Regions from separate parts of the Mus musculus genome. Here regions 2 and 3 are each linked to region 1. The links are chromatin loops, found by intact Hi-C in ENCODE. Cell type or tissue: left cerebral cortex. All regions are shown on one strand. Links, peaks and the distances in the headings refer to the core of each region. The heading gives the core; the rest is flanking DNA. Region 1 holds the start of Tmem163 (transmembrane protein 163). Region 2 overlaps Acmsd (amino carboxymuconate semialdehyde decarboxylase). Region 3 overlaps Tmem163 (transmembrane protein 163).

Evidence for each region. A loop is a pair of places that touch in the nucleus more often than their neighbours do. Peaks named below come from ENCODE experiments on the same cell type or tissue, not always from the same donor. Only the 100,000 strongest peaks of a DNase experiment are listed, where the experiment ranks them.
Region 2: a loop joins it to region 1, with 2.5 times the contacts of the local background. A loop is called at or near these places in 4 of 42 quality-filtered maps.
Region 3: a loop joins it to region 1, with 4 times the contacts of the local background. A loop is called at or near these places in 39 of 42 quality-filtered maps.

The regions. Positions count from the first base shown.
Region 1 is chr1:127,676,674-127,683,448 of GRCm38, reverse strand. It overlaps Tmem163 (transmembrane protein 163), which reads left to right and starts at 5,428. Exons shown (of 8, transcript NM_028135.2): 1 at 5,428-6,018. The coding sequence starts at 5,820. In left cerebral cortex, for the core only: CTCF peaks have their summits at 3,430 and 5,597; DNase peaks (open chromatin) are centred at 3,421, 5,466, 6,017, 6,085 and 2 more places; H3K4me3 peaks cover 1,052 bases.
Region 2 is chr1:127,762,773-127,769,547 of GRCm38, reverse strand. Acmsd (amino carboxymuconate semialdehyde decarboxylase) reads right to left here. Exons shown (of 10, transcript NM_001033041.2): 9 at 3,570-3,668; 10 at 1,984-3,265. The coding sequence ends at 3,203. All of the region lies in intron 1 of 2900009J06Rik (RIKEN cDNA 2900009J06 gene), which reads left to right. Among named protein-coding and RNA genes, the nearest start is that of 2900009J06Rik, 7.9 kb to the left of the region's middle. In left cerebral cortex, for the core only: a CTCF peak has its summit at 3,852 (motif pointing right); a DNase peak (open chromatin) is centred at 3,897.
Region 3 is chr1:127,493,492-127,500,266 of GRCm38, reverse strand. Tmem163 (transmembrane protein 163) reads left to right here. Exons shown (of 8, transcript NM_028135.2): 6 at 1-83; 7 at 4,408-4,549. Among named protein-coding and RNA genes, the nearest start is that of Gm41947, 17 kb to the right of the region's middle. In left cerebral cortex, for the core only: a CTCF peak has its summit at 3,378 (motif pointing left); a DNase peak (open chromatin) is centred at 3,327.

The DNA.
Region 1 (6,775 bases), core at 1,247-6,246:
TGACTTTAGGGGAGGAAGAATTTCTTTCGGCTTACAATTCCAGGTCCTTGTCCGTTGTTGTGGGGAAGTCAAGACAGCAGGAGTTTGAAACGGCTAGTCATTGCAGCCACAGTAAAAGCAGGAGGATGAATCCTGGGATCCCGACTGCTCAGCTCATTCTTCACTCTTTTTGTTTGGTTTTTGTTTTTGTTTTTGTTTTTTGACACAGGGTTTCTCAGTGTACTTGGCTATCCTGGAACTCACTCTGTAGACCAGGCTGGCCTCGATTCAGAAATCTGCCTGCCTCTGCTTCCCAAGTGCTGGGATTAAAGGCGCCCACCACCACCACCACCGACCGGCTCTCATTCTTCACTCTTATGCAGACAAGGATTCCAAACTAGGGAATGATGTCACTCACCATGCGCTGGCTCGGTAATCCTCTACAGACATGCTCACAGACCTACACCTGTGGTTCTCAACCTTCCCAGTGCAGCAACCCTTTAATACAGTTCCTCACGCTGTAGTGACCTCCCCCCACCTAATTATTTTGTTGCTACTTCATAACTGTACTTATGCTACTGTTATGAATAGTAATGTAAATATATAATACACAAGGTGTCTGATATGGGACTCCCAAAGGAGTTGTGATCCATACAGATCTAGTTGGGAACCACTGGTCTAGACAGGGTTTCACTGAGACGCTTTTCAGGTGATCTGAGGCTGTGTTAAGTTGAAAACTAACCACCGTACTTATAATGAAGCTAACGTTACATAATGGTGGGTACACTGAATTATTTAAGAATAACGAGGAAGCCGGGCAGTGGTGGTGCACGCCTTTAATCCCAGCACTCGGGAGGCAGAGGCAGGTGGATTTCTGAGTTTGAGGAGAGGGCTGGAGAGATGGCTCAGTGGTTAAGAGCACTTCCAGAGGTCCTGAGTTCAATTCCCAGCAACCACATGGTGGCTCATAACCATCTGTAATGGGATCTGATGCCCTCTTCTGGTGTGTCTGAAGACAACTGCAGTGTACTCATAAAAATAAAATGAATGTATAAATAAACAAATAAATAAAATTAAAAAAAAAGAATAATGAGGAGGAAAAAATTATCTGGGCTGGGCAGATAGATAGCTCAGTCTGCTCCCTTTGTAAGCACAGGAGCCTGAATCCCCTGAAACCAATATTTTAAAAGCTGTCTGGTTGGCACCCACTTGGTGAGGCCAGGAAAGACCCTGTCATACAAGAAAAAAATGAAGCACATACACACACACACAGAGAGAGAGAGAGAGAGAGAGAGAGAGAGAGAGAGAGAGAGAGAGGGAGAGAGGGGGGGGAGAGAGAGAAGGGCAGTTTTAGTGGATGTATAATTTAAAAAATATGTACTGTTGCTTTCGGTGAACTGAATACACCAGTACAGGGCACAGGGTGTGGAGGACCGGTAGCTGAATGTTTTGATACAAAAACCTCTAAAAATAAATGACAGGTCTCATAAACATGTCATATCCAAGTGTTCTGTAGTCATGACCTAGTTTGTATCTTTTCCTTTTTTTATGAGAAAGAGTTTATAAATGTAGCACTTGCCAGTGCTGGCACTGTTTGTCTGCATTCATGCCTGCCATGTTTCCGGAGACTGTAGGGCCTCCCTGGGGATGCTGCTGAGGTCCATGCAGCACCAGCATAAACACTTCAGGGCTGCACAACTAGCTCCTCACCCCACCCAGCCCTGGAGTGCTACGTGCTTTCCAGTGTTGCTTGTGTTGCTACAAGAACTAAAAAGATAGTCTGGGTGGTTAGCTGGCTCCGATGGTAGCACACGTGTCTAGTATGCAAAAGGCCCTGGGCATGAAGTCCCAGGTTCCATCTTCAGTATACCCTGAGCTGGGCATTGTGGGTATGTCTGTAATATCAGGACTTTAAAGGTAGAGGTAGAAATGCAAGGTCAAAGTTATCCTCAGCTACATAGAGAATTCCAGGCTAGCCTTGGCTACATGATATCCTGTCTAAACTAAAATAAAGAAGACTTTATTATTATTATTTTTTAGGATTTAGTTTGCATAAAGCAGAAACTCTATCACGAATGTCTCTGTATTCCAGCTTTATCTTTCTTTCTTTTTCTTAATGTCTTCTTCTGTGGTTCATTCAGGCCACACCTTCTTAGAAGCTTCTTGCTGGAATGATTTTTCTCCCTAACAAACTCCCTTTAAAACAATTTACTTTATTATTTTTAATGATGTGTATCTGTGTGTGCTCATATATGGGTATGTACATATGAGTCCAAGTGTGCTGAGAGGCCAGAAGAGGGCACTGGGTCCCCTGAAGCTGGGGTTCAGGTGGCTGTGAGCTGCCTATCCTGGGGGCTGAGAATTGAACTTGGCAAGAGCTGTACCTCTAGCACAGTGGCCCTCAACCTTCCTAAAGCTGCGACTGTTTAATAAGTTCCGTGTTGTGGTGATCTGCCCTCAACCATAAAATTATTTCCATTGTTACTTCATAACTGTAATTTTGATCCTGTTATGAATTGTAATGTAAATATCTGTGTTTTCTGATGGTCTTAGGTGACCCCTGTGAAAGAGTTCTTCAAGTCTCTGAAGGGGTCGCGACCCACAGGTTAAGAACCATTGTTCCACCTGGCAGTGGTGGCGCATGCCTTTAATCCCAGCACTTGGGAGGCAGAGGCAGGCGGATTTCTGAGTTTGAGGCCAGCCTGGTCTACAGAGTGAGTTCCAGAACAGCAAAACAAACAAACAAACTAACAGAACCATTGTTCCAGGCCCCCTTCTCTCTCCCTCTATACAATTCTTTAGGACTACTCACTGCTGTGGCTATGAGATGAATCTGTGGCTGATACATATGTCTCTAATTTTAAAATCAATATAATGATGTATATGGTGGCAGAGGAATAAAAGTAGCACCATACATAATTAATGTGCTTTTGCCGAGATAAATGACTACTCAGGACTGTACCAGAAGCCAGCTGTACTCAGACGTCTGCATCTACTTGTGAAGTAGGAGCGGGAGGATGACTAGACTCTAGGATATTATTGGCATTATTTTTTCTTAGTGTTTAGTGTGTTGAAATAAAAGCTTAACAGATATATTCGTAAGCACACATGGAATTCCTTAGCCCGCGGCAGTTATATATATATATATATATATGATGGGCACAGATCTGCTGACTCATGTGGTGAACGAAACCGCCTTCAGCGTCCTGGTTTCCCAAAAGAAGAGAAGGTTCAGCGTCCCTAGACTTGCATACTAGTTGTATTCCCAGAAAAAATTGTGTGCATTCAAAGATGCCATCATATGCCATGTTCACATGTAAACACAGTTAAAATTCTAACGTGATTGGAAGAAGCACATTTTCACAGAACCGAAGATCCAGCTGGACTTCTGTACCTATCCCCCCTACCAAACTGGGGTGGCCTCAAAGAAAGCGCCTGCACTTCTCCACAACGTCCCCTAGGGGGTGGACGTGCTGCGAATTGGGCGGTTGCTGAAGCGGGAGGAAAGCCTATGAAACATTTAGCAAGGTGCCCGGCAAATGGTCTCCTTTCCAGGATGCAGCTAATATAGTCTCCCAGTGAAGAGGCAGGGGCTTGTAGTGGGGGAGCTGCAGCATAAAAGGCAAGAGAGGCTTACAACAGCTTTTGCTTCTGCTGAACCCCCTTCCTTCCCCTTCAAAGAAGAGACTTTGCTCGGGTACAGAAGGAGCATGATGAGCCCTAGTTTGCTCACCTGCACCGTTACACGCGTAGATGCTCTGGATGCAAAAACCAAGTGTGGAATCAGAACGATGATCCCTTTCTTCTAGAGAGCCTGCTGTGCAGCGTGTGTGTGCACTGGGGGTGCGGCGCCTGCAGAGAGGGAAGATGTTCCCGGAGAGGGGCATGTTTCAAGACTTCTAGCCAGACCTCAAGAACAATTGAATCACACAGCAAAGGAAAATGCTTGTTAAAATACCAAACAAATAAATGCACAAACAAACAGATTAGAGGTGGGGACGCAGCTCTGTGCTAAAGCCGGTGCTAGCTCTTCTGCTCCTGTCCCCAAGACCACAGTGAAAAAGAAAATATAATTTTCAAAAAAGCAGAATATTAGGAGGGGGATGAAGTCTAAAAGCCACTGCGTTAACGTTTCAGCCAACTCTGTTGCAGCCTGTGACATCGACCTCCACAGTGCTCAAGGCCTGGATATTTTTGTTCTTGGGGTGATTCTTTGACTACCGTTGAGAGGGCAGCCAATGGAATCATCTGGAACAAAAAAGAAAAAAGAAAAAGGAAAACAAAAACAAAACAAAAAACAACCCCCACAATCCAGGATGCGAGAGGACGGAGGGCTCTGTACATGTGAAGCATTTGTACCAAGAACAGCGTCAGGATCAGTGGTAAAAACTCTCTCTCTCTCTCTCTCTCTCTCTCTCTCTCTCTCTCTCTCTCTGTGTGTGTGTGTGTGTGTGTGTGTGTGTGTGTCTTAAGCCCAGTGAACATGGCGTTTAATTTTCTTTAAAGAAAAGAAGGGGCTGTTGAAAATTTCATTTTCTTCATAGGAAAAAAAAAAAAGGAGTGTTGAAATGACCTAGTTCGATGCTTTCAGTTTACAGTTGAAATTATTGTTTAAAAAAAACACAACGGAAGACCGAACTGGAGCCGAGATCACTCAGATCTGATCCCAACAAAATGTGACTCCCTTCTCATCTCTGGAACCCCACAGAGACATTTAAATCATATCCTGACTTCTATGTTCCCTGGCAGAGCGGAAACCAAGAAAGGAAACCGGTTACTCTCAAAAGAAAACAGGGTGGATTCCTTTAAATGAAGGAATTGGCATGTTAGAGTACTCAGATGAAATTTAGAGACTGATACCAACCTATTGATAAAATCTAGACTCTCTAGAGCTCGGATGTAAATGCAATCAATCGGGTCCCCAATCCGTTAGGCGGCCGGTTCGCCTGTGGGTCTTCCCCAGCCGGCCCTGTGGACCAGGTTGCAGCTTCGCTGGGGAGACCAGGCTCACTGCCCAAGTGTGGGAAGTTGTTATGGTCAGAGATGAAGAACAGGGGTGAGCATCCGCAGCAAGGGGACGGATCCTGAACGCTTAGAGAGGTTGACAGATGGATGGGAAAGGCCCAAGGATAGTCGTAATGGGAGGTCTGGGGGAGGGGGGGACAAGCCACGGTTCCAGCAGCACCTCAATCTAAGTTGGTGCAAGAGAGAAACTGAGATGAGAGTTAAAGCCATTTAAGGGCAGCAGATCCAGAGGCTGGGGAACAGGTGAATCCTGGTGCCTGCTTGGGCAGGCGGGGACAAGGTGCAATCCTTGTAGCCTGTGTGGCTCCGGGAGAGAAAAAAGGCCGGATGAGCTGCGATGCCCTCTCTCCTGCCCACGCGCGGCCACAGGCTCCGAGGACTGCAGAGTAATTAGGGTGGAAGGGTCCCTCCTGGGCACCAATCCGCGACGTGAGTGGGGGGCGCGTCCTCCGTCACGCCCTCACCCAGCCCTGCGCTACCCGCAGGCTGGTCCCCACGCCCCCTAACAGTTCCCTCAGCTTCCACGCGTCTGGACCGTCCGGGGCCCTCCCTCTCCACTCGCCTGGGTGCATCGATACCAGTGCCCGGGCTTAGCGCCTCGGGGCGGGTCCCTGCCGCCCGCACCTGCCCCCGGGGGCGGAGCGCAGCGGCGACAGCGCGGCACCAGCCTCCGCCACTCGGTGTGCTAGCGGCGGACCTGCCGCTCACCGCGGTACGGGCGAAGCTCTCTCTCGGTGCCCTCGGTCTCTGGCACTTTGGACTTCGTGTCTCCATCGTGGTCGGCTTCGCCTCGGGGGATCTGCAGCCCCGGCGCCATGGAGCCGGCTCTGGGCAGCGAGCGCCGCAGCCCCCCTGGCCCCGGAGTCCCGCGGCCGCCACCGCGGGGCCACGCGCCCTCGACCGCCGCCCCCGCCCCCAGCCCGGCTCCGATGAGCTCCTCTGTGCAGTCTGATGAGGAAAGGCAGCCACGGATCAGCGAGAGCGGCCAGTTCAGCGACGGGTTGGAAGACCGAGGTGAGCTACCACCGCCCCGCGCTCCTTCCTCTCCGCCCCTCTCAAGCCACCTGTCCCCTATTTGCGGAGCTTGGTGCAAAGAGCGGAAGCGACTATTCCACCTTTCGGGATCCATGAGGGTCGGGCAGCGGTGCCTCCCGAGAGCCTCTTTCAGTTTTCCGATCTCGGAGGGTGCTTAGGCCAGCCTTCTCCGGTGCTCGCGGGAAAAGTTTGCAGACAGGGTTCTTAGTGTCTTACGGGGGACCAAGGGATTCCTCTCGGTGCTGGGAGATGTGGGTTCCAAAGCATCCCGCTGCGCAAGCCCAGCCACCCGGGGAAAGTTATTATTATTATTAATTAATTTTTTTGGTTAGTGGCAGAGCACCCGGTAGGGTGACAGCTAGGGTCCCCTTAGCCTCTGGACGTGCGTGGGGCCGAAGCTCCCTGGATCCTGGGTCACAGCGGTCACCGCCCCATAGTGTGAGGGTGCTGGCAGAGAGGTTAGGATGTTTGGGGTCTGGCTACCAACCTGATCTGCACAGATGCTATCCGCGCTGATACTTCCTGGAGAGAGTGTGTCCAGCTCTGAGTCCTTCCTTGGACGCTGGCCTTGTACCCGGTGCGTCCCCTGGAAGGCATCACCATCTCCCGCTTACAACCACTGTCTCCTTAGTGGGGCTGCGTCGAACGTTAGGGATCCCTCATTCCCCCACCTGGCTCTCCTTCCCCATCCTGCTCTAGCGGCCTTCAGCTTGGGTTCTTTGCGAAGACGACCGCA
Region 2 (6,775 bases), core at 1,005-6,004, 86 kb before region 1:
TGTGGAAAAGGCACCCCTGGCTGCTTTAAACTAGTTTTATAGGGAGAACTGGGAGCAAAAGAGCAGAGGAATGACCTGAAAAGCAATTTGGCTAGAAAAAAAGCATGTTTAAAGTTAAAGGTAAAGAATGCAAGATGTTTGAAGACATTAGGCTCTTAAAAAGAGCTCCGGGGCGTGGGGTGCTGGTGCTTTGTTGGGAGATAGTGCATTGAGGAAGCATTGAAGGCCTGGTTCTAGCTCCAGCACTGCATAAAAACAAATTGTGTATGGAGGTACAGCCTATAATCCTAGCACTGGTGGGCCGTGGGGTGGACAGAAGGTATAAGGGCTAAAGTTAACCTATAAGCCCCACCTGCCCAAGGACAGATAACTTCCTGAAATTCTGGGGGCTGTTGTTCTCATATATATATGCATGTCATAGATTTTCACTTCAATAAATGTGATTGGTTACCCCAAATGCACAGGACGTACTTGATCAAACGTAGGCAGGATGTGTGCTGGTTCTTGATTGGACAAAGGAAGAAAGTACTTTGCTTTGGGTTTGACCTTTATAGGCATCTGACTGACCTAATTCCGTGCCATTCTTTGGAAATCCCAGGTATGGACCTAGCCAGTGTCCATCTTCCTGGACAGTATTAAGTAAAGTTTACTTTAATTGGACAATCGTGGATTCGGTCTACTTGAAAATTTCAGGTTTAACAGAGAAACCAGAAGCTCAAGGACACACTTGGCTACATTAAGCGTTCAGTTCAAGGTCAGGCTAAGATACTAGAAGCTTTCAGTAATCCTTCCTGAATTCTTTGGGAATAGGAATGTTTATGTTATTGTATCATGGGACTATATAATGTGATATTAGCAGAGCTAATAAATAAATAAATAGCTAATTTATTAATAAATAAGTGTTTGCCCCAGCCTCTAGAGAAACTGTATTAGAGCTTTGGAGCACTGGGTGGGAGGGATTGAATCTTATGGTGTAAGATGTGTGGGAATATCATGTTGACAAGGAATGGACTTGTGATGGTTATTCTAGGTGTGTCTGTGAAGACTCTTCCAAAGATAACTAAAACCAGGCAGTGGTGGTGCATGCCTGTAATCCCAGCACTTGGGAGGCAGAGGCAGGCAGATTTCTGAGTTTGAGGCCAGCCTGGTCTACAGAGTGAGTTCCAAGACTGCACAGAGAAACCCTGTCTCGAAAACAAAACAAAACAAAACAAAACAAAAACCCCAAAGGTAACTAAGAGATGATGGCCTTCCTTGTATGTGAGTGACACCGTCACATGAGCTGAGTTCCAGATTGAAAAAAGGAGAAAGCCCACAACCACAGGCATTCTTTCCCTCCCCGCTTCCTTTCTGTAGTGTTGTGAGCAGTTCGTCTCTGCCAGGCCTCCCCAACATAATGGACTGAAACATCCGTTCAACCTTGTGTGTGGTCTTTTTTAGTACAGTAAGGCAAAAGTAAGTAATACGGGTATTATGTGTATAGAGCTCCAATAGGAAATATTGAAAAGGAGTAGAGATTTCTTTCAAAGGTTTGGGGAAGGAGAAAAATAGTAACACATGCTTCCAAGTGTTGTTTTGTTCAACTTTATTTTTCTTTCAAGACAGATTAGACTAGTAAGTAGAGTCATAGTTGGTGAAAATTCTAGAAAACAAGAGATCAGGAAGGAGATGGAGCATTGAGACATGGATGGGGAGAAGAGCAGAATGGGGTCATGGGTATTAGTTAGCTCTCTTCTTTCTCTGTCATCGAGGCAGCTCCAGTCACCTGTTAATAGGGAGCCTGGCTTTGTACTAGAATGGAAAGGAAGGGAGTTATGCGTGAGTCCAAAGTTAAGCGTGTGCTATGGAAGGATTATTTGATGCAGCCATAGGCATGTGGAGGAGAGATGCTGCCTGCCACCCCACCCCATGCCCAAGTTCCTTTACAGCTACTCAGGTGGAGCAGTAAGGGCCTAGAACAAGGGTGTCATGGTGTTCCTCCCTCCCCAGAGTTAACTCTGCCTCCTGCTCTGCTAAAGGGAAACGTATAGATGACATTCCTTTTAGAAAAGTTTCATCCGCTCTTAAGTCACACCTGTGGTTTCAAACTTCTTCTCTTCTGGTCCAGCTCCCATCTTCTGTTTACATATTTATTTTTTAAAAGAAACATTATTTATTTTATGTATGTGAGTACACTGTCACTTTCTTCAGTGACACCAGAAGAGGACATCAGATCCCATTACAAATGGTTGTGAGCCACCATGTGGTTGCTGGGAATTGAACTCAGGACCTCTGGAAGAGCAATCAGTGTTCTTAATTGCTGAGCCATCTCTCCAAGCCTACCTATTTCTTTTTGAGGCAAGGTTTCACTGTGTATCACTGGCTGGCTATCCTAGAGCTTGCTATGCAGACCAAGCTGGCCTCAAACACAGACCCATTGCCTGTCTCTGCCTCCTGAGTGCTGATGTAAGAGGCATGTACCGTGATGCCCGACCAACATCTTTTTACTTTTTAAAGAAATGTTCATCCATCCTTCCAGACTCAGGTCAAATTCTAAGATCTATCCAACTGTGGGAGGCTAAAATGAGTTTGTAGTACATTACTACATATGCAAATCAAAACCATTTTGTGTTGGGTCAGCATTTATTCCATAAGCATTTACCTTGCTTTCTTAACTGGCTTTTAGAACATTTGAGCTTGTGCATAGCCTATGTGTACTTTACAAAGATAAAAACATTCCCATTGAATGACTAGGCTAGCAGAAAGGGTTACAACTGGAAAAAACCTTATTATTTGGGTACATTTCCCATATCTTCAGTCAACATAGAGACCCCGAGCCTTCTAGAATAAAGCTGGTATTGGATTTTTCTATTTAAATCATTAATTATATATTAATTTTTTATCTCTTTCAAATCAAATGGTTTTGATTTGCTATGTAGTAATATACACTTCTCAGAATATTACATTTCAGAATAAAGACCTTATAAAACATTTTGTTATTAATAAGTTAGAATATTGAAAATATTACCCCCACCCTTGTTTTAGACAGTCTCAAGTAGCCCAGACTGGTCTGGAACTTGAATTGCTGATCCTCTTGCTTCATCCTGAGGGGGATATTCCATTTTTGGGGTAACATAATTCAAAATAGATGTGTGTATAGCTCATGTTCAAAAACAGAAGTGACGTAGCTTCTCGAAAGTTTTTTTGTGTGTGCTTAATTCTGTCATTCAAATAGTTTTCTCTCAAGACCCAAAAAAGCCAAGGCATTGCCAGCTGTAAGTTTATCCTGAAAAGAAAGAGAGAGAGGGGGGTGGGGAGACTTTATTTAAAAGCATGATTGGCTTGATAAAGCACTTATTAGATATCATCATTGATTTTTTTTTACATTTAGTGTGTGTTTATGAACATGCAGTGTGCACATACACTTGTGAGGACAGAGGATTTATACATCTAGTTATATTGCACTTATTTTAAGATATTATAGCGTTTGCTTTTAATAGTCTAGCTATTTCAGAAAGTGGAGTCATAGTTTTAGGAAAATCAAGTGTGTGTTCAGCTCAGGATGGGCTGGCTGGAGCCAAGGCACGTACCTTTGTTTCTTCATCAAACTCTGCCATGGACTCTATCAGCTTCCCAGGCTCCTGCTCGCCCAGAGGAAAGGGGTAATCAGTTCCCAGCATGACTTTATCCTAAAAGGAGAAAATACCATTTTATTTGTGAATGTGAAAACATTAAAGAGCCTTCCATACACTTAATTTACCTACCATATACACTAGTCTAGTAAAACAACATTTCCCCCTACCCCCCTCATTTTACTAGAAACAGAGCTGGTCTACAATTGTAAAGATTTCAAGGGTCAGTTTCCCTTTTGCTATCTTCTTGTTCCAGCAGGTGTCACTATTAGGTCTTCTAAAAATTGCAAATCTAGGGCTAGTCTGGCTTCTGAGTGTGCTTGAGTAAGGAGGCCTTTGCTGCACTCCCATCTGCTGTCCACCTTGCTTTTTGAGACAGGGTCTCTCACTAGTTTGGAATTCATTAGATATGCGCACTTGACATCCTCAGGACCACGCATCTCTGCCTTCCAAGTGTTTGGATTCCAAGGGTGTACCATCTTCCCTGGCTCTTTTAAATATGAATTCAGGGAATCAAGTGTGAAATACAAACACTGAAATAAAAAAAAATAGGTATTTATTCAATAAAACATGGATATATTCAGAGGAAATGAAACATTCTACCTTTCTTATAGTGACATATCACAAGTGACCTGGAGAAAATGGAGTTGGAAAGGAATGTTTTGGGTTAGATGGTAGTGTAAGTCCTCATAGTTTTTGGAAACAATCCCTTTGTTAGTTTCCCTTGAGTTTTCCCAATGAACTGTGGTGGTGTCCTTTCTGCTAGAACTCTCAAAATGAGACACAGTCTTCCAGCCACAGCAAGCTTTTCATTGTTCACTGATTTTAATGGGTTGATCCCACCTGTTGCAGTGTTCTATTCATCTTGAACTCTGTGTGTGTGTGTGTGTGTGTGTGTGTGTGTGAGAGAGAGAGAGAGAGAGAGAGAGAGAGAGAGAGAGAGAGAGAGAGAGATTGACTGATTGACTAATGGAAGTTCTGATGTATGCCAGCTGGAGGTGCATGCTTGCAATCTCTGCCTTAAGAGGTGAGATCAAGAGTAAAGCATTCTGGGTCATATAGAAAACTCCAGCTAACCTGGGCTACAAGGTGAGACCCTGTCTCCAAAAGCAACAATGAACACACCAACTAGACAACCCCAAGAGATCTGGTATGCTATTACACTGTGTGATGACTATACATAATAATAATAGTAATTATTATTATGTGTTATATATTTTAAAAAGCCAGAGAAATGACTTGTGATGTTTCACAATCGAGATATGCTTGAATAGAGTGTTTAACCTGATAGAAACATTATACCATTTATACACATATATAAAAAAACCACAAAATCATATATATGTATATATAAATCATATATTTACCAAACACACACACATGCACACACACACACACACACACACACACACGATCTGTAAATACTTCAGTTGATAGTCAAAGTATGACCTGGGCATGGGTGGCATGTGTTTAATTCTAGCATTAGGGAGGCAGAGGCAGATGGATCATTTGAGGTCAGTCTGGTCTACACAGTGAGACCTTGTTTCATGTATATGTATGAATATCTGATGGTTTGGGAGATAGTTCAGGAAATGCTTGTTGTCCAATCATGGGGGACTGAGTTCAAATTCCCAGTATAATTCCAGTGCTGTGAGGAACAAAGACAGGAATGTTGGGGCTTGCTAGCTGCCAGCCTAGCTCCAGATTAAGTGAGAGGTCGTCTTAAGAGAATAAGGCGGAGAGTGATAGAACAGAACACATGATGCCTAACACAAACACACACACACACACACACACACACACACACACACACCCCACAGTTTGAAGGCCATCTATTTTTAGACTTCTGTATTCATTTATATATGAAGCCAAGCAAATTCACCTGCTGTAGAAGCCCTAAAGACATAAAGTTGTCTCCTCACATCTGTGCCAACAGCTGATCTTGTTCTAACTCTCTGCTTGGTATTCACCAGGGGTTCATCTCTTCTTCTTGCTAAAGCTGTTTACATTTCCAAAATACAACATGATTTTAGAGTCCCACGTTTATAGTACACTCGTCAGCTACATTAGCATGAAGATGAAATCCAGGCATTAATCTTCTAATTAGGAATCCTTCCCTTCCCAGCATGATGGCATTCTCAGATATAAATATGCTTTAAGAAGCAGTCTGTCCTGTTTTAATATGGAAAAAGCAAGCAAATCGGAAATGAAAACCAGTCTTCTAGTCTTCTGTAATTCATCCCTCCTGATTTAAGACATTTCCTTGGTTTCCTTATCAACTGAAGTATTTACAGATCGTGTGTGTGTGTGTGTGTGTGTGTGTGTGTGTGTGTGTGCGCGCGTGCGCATGTGTGTTTTCAGAGGACAATATTAGGTGTCTGTCCTTGCTTTCTATCTTGTTTCAGTCAGGTTTTTGTTTCCTGCTGTGTATACAAGGCTACCTGGCCCTTGAACTTCTAAAAGCATTGAGATTAAAGATGCTCATGCTACGTGTCTACCTGGGGACTTAAACTTAGATACTCAGGCAATGCATCACTAAGGCTTTACCTACGGAACCAACACATCTTTCCAGTCCCTTGAAATTATTTTAATGCTATCTCAGAACATCAAACTCATGGTTTAGAAATTTTAGACTATTATATAGATTTGTTTTCAACTTCTTTCTATAGAAGTTATGTGTCTACTTGCAATTATCTGGTTTTTAAGCTTTTCTTACCTATTATCTCTTTGCATACCTTTATTGGTAACTATCTTAGTCATTGTTCTATTGCTATGAAGAGACACCATGACCAACACTTATAAAAGAAATCATTTAATCAGGAGCTTGCTTACATTTTTCAGAGGTTTAGTCCATTATATCATGGTGGAAATCAGACAGGCATGGCACTGGTGCTATAGCTGAGAGACACACCCTGATCCACAAGCGGTGTGTGTGTGTGTGTGGGGCTTTGTGTGGCTTTTGAAACCTCAAAGCCTACCACCAGTGACACACTTCCTCCGACAAAGCCACACCTCCAATCCTAATCCTTTCAAATAGTTGCACTCCTAGTAACTAAACATTCAAATATCTGAGTCAATGGGGCCATTCTTATTCAAACTCCACAGCAACTTTTGATCATCTCCAGCTTGCTAGTGATTTTATAAATTTATTGATCTTGAAACTG
Region 3 (6,775 bases), core at 849-5,848, 180 kb after region 1:
AAGCGGGATCCTTTGCAGCGTACTGGCTGTGCTGAAGTTTATGCTGGGGAAGGTCCTGACAAGCAGGGCTCTCATCACAGACGGTGAGTGGTGCGGGCATACACTGTCTGATGGCTGAGCTCGGAGACAAGAAAGGTCCTGCCTGGATGCTGTTAGATGCTGAGGTCTTGCAGATGAATTCAATGATGAGGGGACCCATTCACCCCATCCCTATTCCCCAAACTGCCTACTTCATGAAACTTGGAGCTAGTGTCTACCACCCTGAGTCAAATGACATAAAATAGAGCAGAAATGGCTAGGTTCCTTTTGGTTTCCTAAGACAGGGTCATGTAGCTCAGGCTGACCCTACACTTTCTTTCCTCCTGTTTTACACTCATGTGTGTTGGGATTACAGGAGTGTGCCACCATACCTGGTCTTTTATTTTATGAAGGAAAGAGATGGAGCTATAGTTTAAAGAGTTTATAGAGTGCTTGCCCGGCATGTACAAGGCTTGGGGGTTGAGCCTCAGTAGGGCATCATCTGGGTGTAGTGGTGCACACCTGTCTATCGTCGCAGCATTAGAGAGGTGGAGGCAGGGGGACCATAAATTCAAGGTTATCCTTGGCTTCTTAGTAAGTTCCAGGCCTGCATAGGCTACATGAGATCCTGCCTCAAAAACCAAACCAAACATCAGTCAAATGGATTGGAGGTTGAGACATCTTTCTCTTGGGGACATAGCTGTGGCCCAGGTTCTTAAATCAAATGAGCACAGAGCCTGGTGGGGCCTTGGTGTCTCTAAGCTACAGGTTCTGTGCCTCCCTCATCCTGTTTTCACCCCCGGGGTGCCTGGAGGAGTCACAGGGTAGTCAAAACCACCTTCTGCTGTCCCCACCTCTGCTGTGAGAAAGCCTGAAGCCTGCCTGTGGTGTCCCCCAGACCCGCCCATGATCATGAAGACTGTGGCTATGGTAAAATATCCAGACAAAAGCCAACTTAGGGGAGAAAGGTTATTTGGGCTTAGACTTCCAGCATCGTCTCAGGGAAGTCAAGGCAGGAATTTGTAGCAGCTTATCACAATACAAGCATAGTCAAGGGCAGAGAGAATGAACGCATGCTTGCTCATTAGATGCCGGCTAGCTTTCTCTACTCTCTGCAGCTGAGTGTCCGAATCCAAGGAGCGGGGCCACTCCCTTTTAGGCATTCTTCCTGCAAGAATCAAGTCAATAGGCACGATTCTCCACAAACCCACAGGGCAACCTGATCTAGACCATCCCTCATTGAGACTTCCTTGTCCAATGGTGCTAGACGGTGTCAATTTGACGAGGACTGTCACAGAGCATGACCTCATCTCCCTGGACGGAGGTGCTTGGTGCCAGTGGGAGTGCTTTCCCCTTAGCCTCAGAGATATTCGATACTCAGATCTGCGTCTGGGCTTCACTGCACTTCTCACCCCTCCCCCACCACTGTGATGAGTGTGTTGCATATGTCCTTTCCCTGATAATGGGGTGTCTGGTGAGATACCTAGAAAATTCCAGCCTCGTGGCTAAGAATGGAGAGAGAAGCCTTAAGCTCTTGCTAATGATACTGAGAGTCTTGCTTCTCTGTACTGGTGAGAGGCTTTAGTCCAGTTTAGTCATGACTCCACAGGGGGGGTCACATATCAGCTATCTTGCATATAAAATACTTACATTATGGTACATAACAGTAATAAAATGACAGTTATGAAGTAGCAGCAGAAATAATTTTATGGTTGGGTGTGTGTGTGTGGGGGGGGGTCACCACAACATGAGGAACTGTGTCAAAGGGTTGCAGGATTAGGAAGGGTGAAAAGCACAGCTTTATCCAGATGCCTGGGGGAGGGGCTCTCTTCTCACCCCATCCAAATCTTCTCTCCATTTGTCTTGCTTCTTTTTGATGCATGCCCTGAAGCTGTTCCTCTGCTGAGGCAGAGCCAAGAACCTTTGCTCCCCAAAGAGAGAGGAAGCAATGTCCCCATAGAGACCTCTTAGACTATAAGCTCAACATTCCCTTACCTGTTCCCATGGGGTTGATGCATCCTGGACTGGTTTGGCTACTCAGGTCCTGTGTGTGTGTGTGTGTGTGTGTGTAGAGTTGGTGTCTTTACATCCAAGAAGCAGGTCTTCAGGGAAGAGGGATAGCAACTGGTGGATGGTGGTGTCACGGAGGGTTGACAAGCATCTTCATGATGCTTAATTGGTCTTGGTCCAGTTGGCTTATTTCTCTAGATATTCAGCAAATATACAAGCGTGCCCTCAGGATGGGGCCAGGAATGTAGCTCTGTTGGTAGAGCACTTGCCTAAATGAGTGAAGATCTGGGTACCTAGAATATCAGGCATGGGGGGGGTGTTGTACACCTAGAATCCCAGCGCTTTGGAAGAGTGCAGAAGGATGAGTTCAAGGTCATCCTGGGTGAGTGTGAGGACAGCCTGGGCGACAAGGGTAAAGTCCTGAGCAACAAGTGACTAGAAAAAGTAAGTCAAAAGTATGTGAGAGGTGTCCCTGGTGAAATTTCAAATAAAGGCTGACAGATTGGAGGAACCAGGGAACCCTCTGATGGGGCTCTCATTTGCACCCAACACCTCTGTGAAAAGCCTTCTCAGAATGTTCTACATGCATTTAATGGCACGAATCACACAGATTTCAATATAGACCTTACAGTCAAGCCAGTGGTATCTCCAGTTCACACAGATTCAGCCATTCTGTGCTGTCAAAGCAACTGCGGGATTTACTTCTCAGAGCAGCCCTAGGTTAGAAGGGAGGGCACAGCCTGCATCTGTAAGTGACTGCTAGAGACTAGTGTGTGTGTAATGGGGCTCCAGCCCCTTCAGGACCCGAGTTTCATCTCCCGAAGTCAACTGGAAGAAACCCTTGGCATAGTAGTGTTGTATCCCCGTGATTCCAGTCCTGGCAGAGGTCGCTGGCTTCAGGCCACCCAGCTTCAGGTTCAGTGGCTGGACTTGAAAAAACAAGGTAGACTGTGATATACCAATGGCAGGTGAGGGTGGCCTTTATTCTGTCTCTGCCTGATTGACTCTGCCTTTTTCTTTCTCTGTCTTTCTGTTTCTCCACCTCTCTATGTCTTTCTGTGTCTGTCTGATGTGCATGTGGGGACACACACACACACACACACACACACACACACACACACACACACAGGCACTACACTGAAGGAAGTGGGAGGGGAGATTGGAATTAGTCCCTGGTCCCTGCTTTCGTGAAAGAGAAGCCCATCAGGAGCCAGGCAAAGGCAAGGGAAGCCAAGGTCACCTCCGGAAGGGTTAGGCTAAGGAGGTGAGTTGGCCAGCAGAACAGGGCTGTCCGTGGTGCTGACCGACTGAGGGCTGGTTCAGTGGAACTATATCGACATCTAGTGGCTACATGGGGGAACTTCTGCCCCTCACCTTTCAGAGCCAGGCAGCAAGGTGAGACCACCTCCACCTCCCTAGGAACAGCTAAGGTCATGCTTCACACCCCTCCCCTCCCCTTCCCTCCCCCCCACCTTCTGTGATAACTCATTAATTGCTCCAGCGACATCAGCACCCTGTTCTGGGACATGGGAAACGGCAAGGAAAGAAACAATGCTTCTGTCCCCAGCTTAGGTTTCTAGTGTAAGAGAGATGGTAAAATAAAAATAACAGAAATATATTCTAGAGTAAAAGACCTGTAGAGAGAAGCAGAGCCATGAGGATGAGGGACCAGGTGTGGCAGAGCGCAGACATGTGGTTCTGTGTCTTCTACTGGGACGTGTGTAGGGGGAAGCAGAGTTCACAGAAGGCCCAGACTAGGAGAGCTTCCTGTAGGCTCAAGGAATTATCTGTTCCCACTTTCCCTCTTGCTATAGGAATGCCAAGACCACAGGCTCATAGACCCATGCCATGATGTCTGGTTTGGCATCAGTGTTGGGGATGTGGACTATCTGAGCTATGTCCGTAGTCCATAGAAATAAATCTTTAAATTGATTTATTCAGAGAGCCTGCAGTCTGAGAAGAGAGTAGGTACATAGATCTCTGGAGATGGAGATCTGGCTTCCATCTCATCCCTAGCAGGAAGACTGTACAGGCAGAGGAAGAAAAGTCAGCCAGGTCATTCCATTTAGTCTTTCCCTTGGGCTCTACTCTTCCTTTCTCTTTGTTGCTCTCTGTGTGTAGTGGACAGGGGTTCCCCTATACTAAGGACACACTGAACCTCAAATTCCTCCTGAACTAGCTGTTTGAATAGCATCTAGATTGAGGATTAACTCAGAATGAACAAATCAGTAGCAGTGTGTGTGTGTGTGTGTGTGTGTGTGTACATTCCTTCCACAGAATGAAGGCCCAATGTACTTGTCTGTGGTCTGTAGACCTTACAGTATAGACTATGAAATGCTGACCTCATATCACTGTGTGATCCCTTTTCTTGTTTTGCAGGGTTCAACTCCCTTGTTGGGGGCGTGATGGGCTTCTCCATCCTTCTAAGTGCAGAAGTGTTCAAACACAACGCAGCAGTCTGGTACCTGGACGGCAGCATTGGTGTCCTGATTGGTCTCACCATCTTTGCCTACGGGGTCAAGTATGACTCTGTTTTTATCTTGGATCACCCAGGGTACAAGGATGCTCTGAAAACCCCTTTCCTCTCAACCTGTCTCCAGTTGGGAAATGAAACCAATGGCTCACGTCTTACTCCTTTATGTCCCAGGAACATAAGTGATATATTTGCATTTCTTGGGGAGATGTGAACAAACATGTCTTCACCCCTGTAGGTCACTAAAGATGGACCATAGTAAGGAACTCACCCATGTCCAGCGTGGTGCATGGTATTGGGCTTATTTACAGGATGGGTGGAGGGCTATATACAGGAGTGTAGTTGGATTTCTGTTGCTGTGATAGACAGTAGGACCAAAATCAACTTGGGGAGGAAAGGGTTTATTTAATCAGTGAGGGTGCTCAAGGACAGGAACTCAAAGCTGGAGCCTGGAGGCAGGACCTGAAGCAGAGACCATGGAGGGATGCTGCTTACTGACTTGCTCCCCAGGGTTTGCTCAGCCTGCTTTCTTATACATCCAAAAACCGCCTTTCAAGGATGGATGGCATGCCTACAGTGGGCTGAGCCATCCTACATTAATCATAAATCTAGAAATGACTCCAACATACTTACCTACAGGTTAATCTGATGGAGACCTTTTTTTCAACCCACTTTCCCTCTTCTCAGAGGATCCTAGTTTGTGCTGAGTTGACAAAACAAAACATTGACCAACTAACTGGGTCAGGGGGTGACCCACATATAGCCTCCTCATCAAAATGCCCGACCCTACTGTAAATGATGACTTCCTGCTATAGATGATGACTTCCTGCTATAGATGATGACTTCCTGCTGTAGATGATGACTTCCTGCTGTAGATGTTGACTTCTGGCTGTAGATGTTGACTTCTGGCTGTAGATGATGACTTCCTGCTGTAGATGATGACTTCCTGCTGTAGATGTTGACTTCTGGCTGTAGATGTTGACTTCTGGCTGTAGATGATGACTCCCTGCTGTAGATGATGACTCCCTGCTGTAGATGATGACTCCCTGTTATAGATGATGACTCCCTGCTGTAGATGATGACTCCCTGTTGTAGATGATGACTTCCTGCTGCAGATGATGACTTCCTGCTGTAGATGATGACTCCCTGCTGTAGATGATGACTCCCTGCTGTAGATGATGACTCCCTGTTGTAGATGATGACTCCCTGCTGCAGATGATGACTTCCTGCTGTAGATGATGACTCCCTGCTGTAGATGATGACTTCCTGTTATAGATGATGACTTCCTGCTGTAGATGATGACTTCCTGCTGTAGATGTTGACTTCCTGCTGTAGATGATGACTTCCTGCTGTAGATGTTGACTTCTGGCTGTAGATGTTGACTTCTGGCTGTAGATGATGACTTCCTGCTGTAGATGATGACTTCTGGCTGTAGATGTTGACTTCTGGCTGTAGATGATGACTCCCTGCTGTAGATGATGACTCCCTGTTGTAGATGATGACTCCCTGCTGTAGATGATGACTCCCTGTTGTAGATGATGACTCCCTGCTGTAGATGATGACTCCCTGCTGTAGATGATGACTCCCTGTTATAGATGATGACTCCCTGCTGTAGATGATGACTTCCTGCTGTAGATGATGACTCCCTGTTGTAGATGATGACTCCCTGCTGTAGATGATGATTCCCTGCTGTAGATGATGACTCCCTGTTGTAGATGATGACTTCCTGTTGTAGATGATGACTTCCTCATCAGTCTCCCACATTCTGTGTACTCTAGCAGTTCCTGAAACCATGGGACCTGCTGAGGCAGAATTAGCTGCAGCTGGTCAGGAGGTGTGGGTAGGGTGGTGTGTGGCTGGCAACTCAGGGAAGAGTCTGATGGCCCATCCCTACCCCATCCTCCTCAGAGGGAATGCCAACAGACCAGCTCTGGGGGGGACGCTGATGGGTTGCTGGAGCTGCCTTGACTAAGAAGGTGGGGGTTGTTATGCTTAGAGGTCACATTACATAGCACTGGCCTTTTTTTGAGAGATAGGAAAAGACTGTGCCTGGGGCACAGCCTTCCATGTGGGATGGTCTTCTAGAAGTGAAGCTGGGCCTCTGGGAGGAGACCTAGGGCTTTTATACTCCAGACACTCATTTCCTTCTTCCTTCTCCTTTTTATCCAGTGAATAGCCCTTGCCCTTCCTCTCTACAGTGAGCTCAAAGTCCTCCTCCTCCTCCTCCTCCTCCTCCTCCTCCTCTTCCTCCTCCTCTTCCTCTTCTTCCTCTTC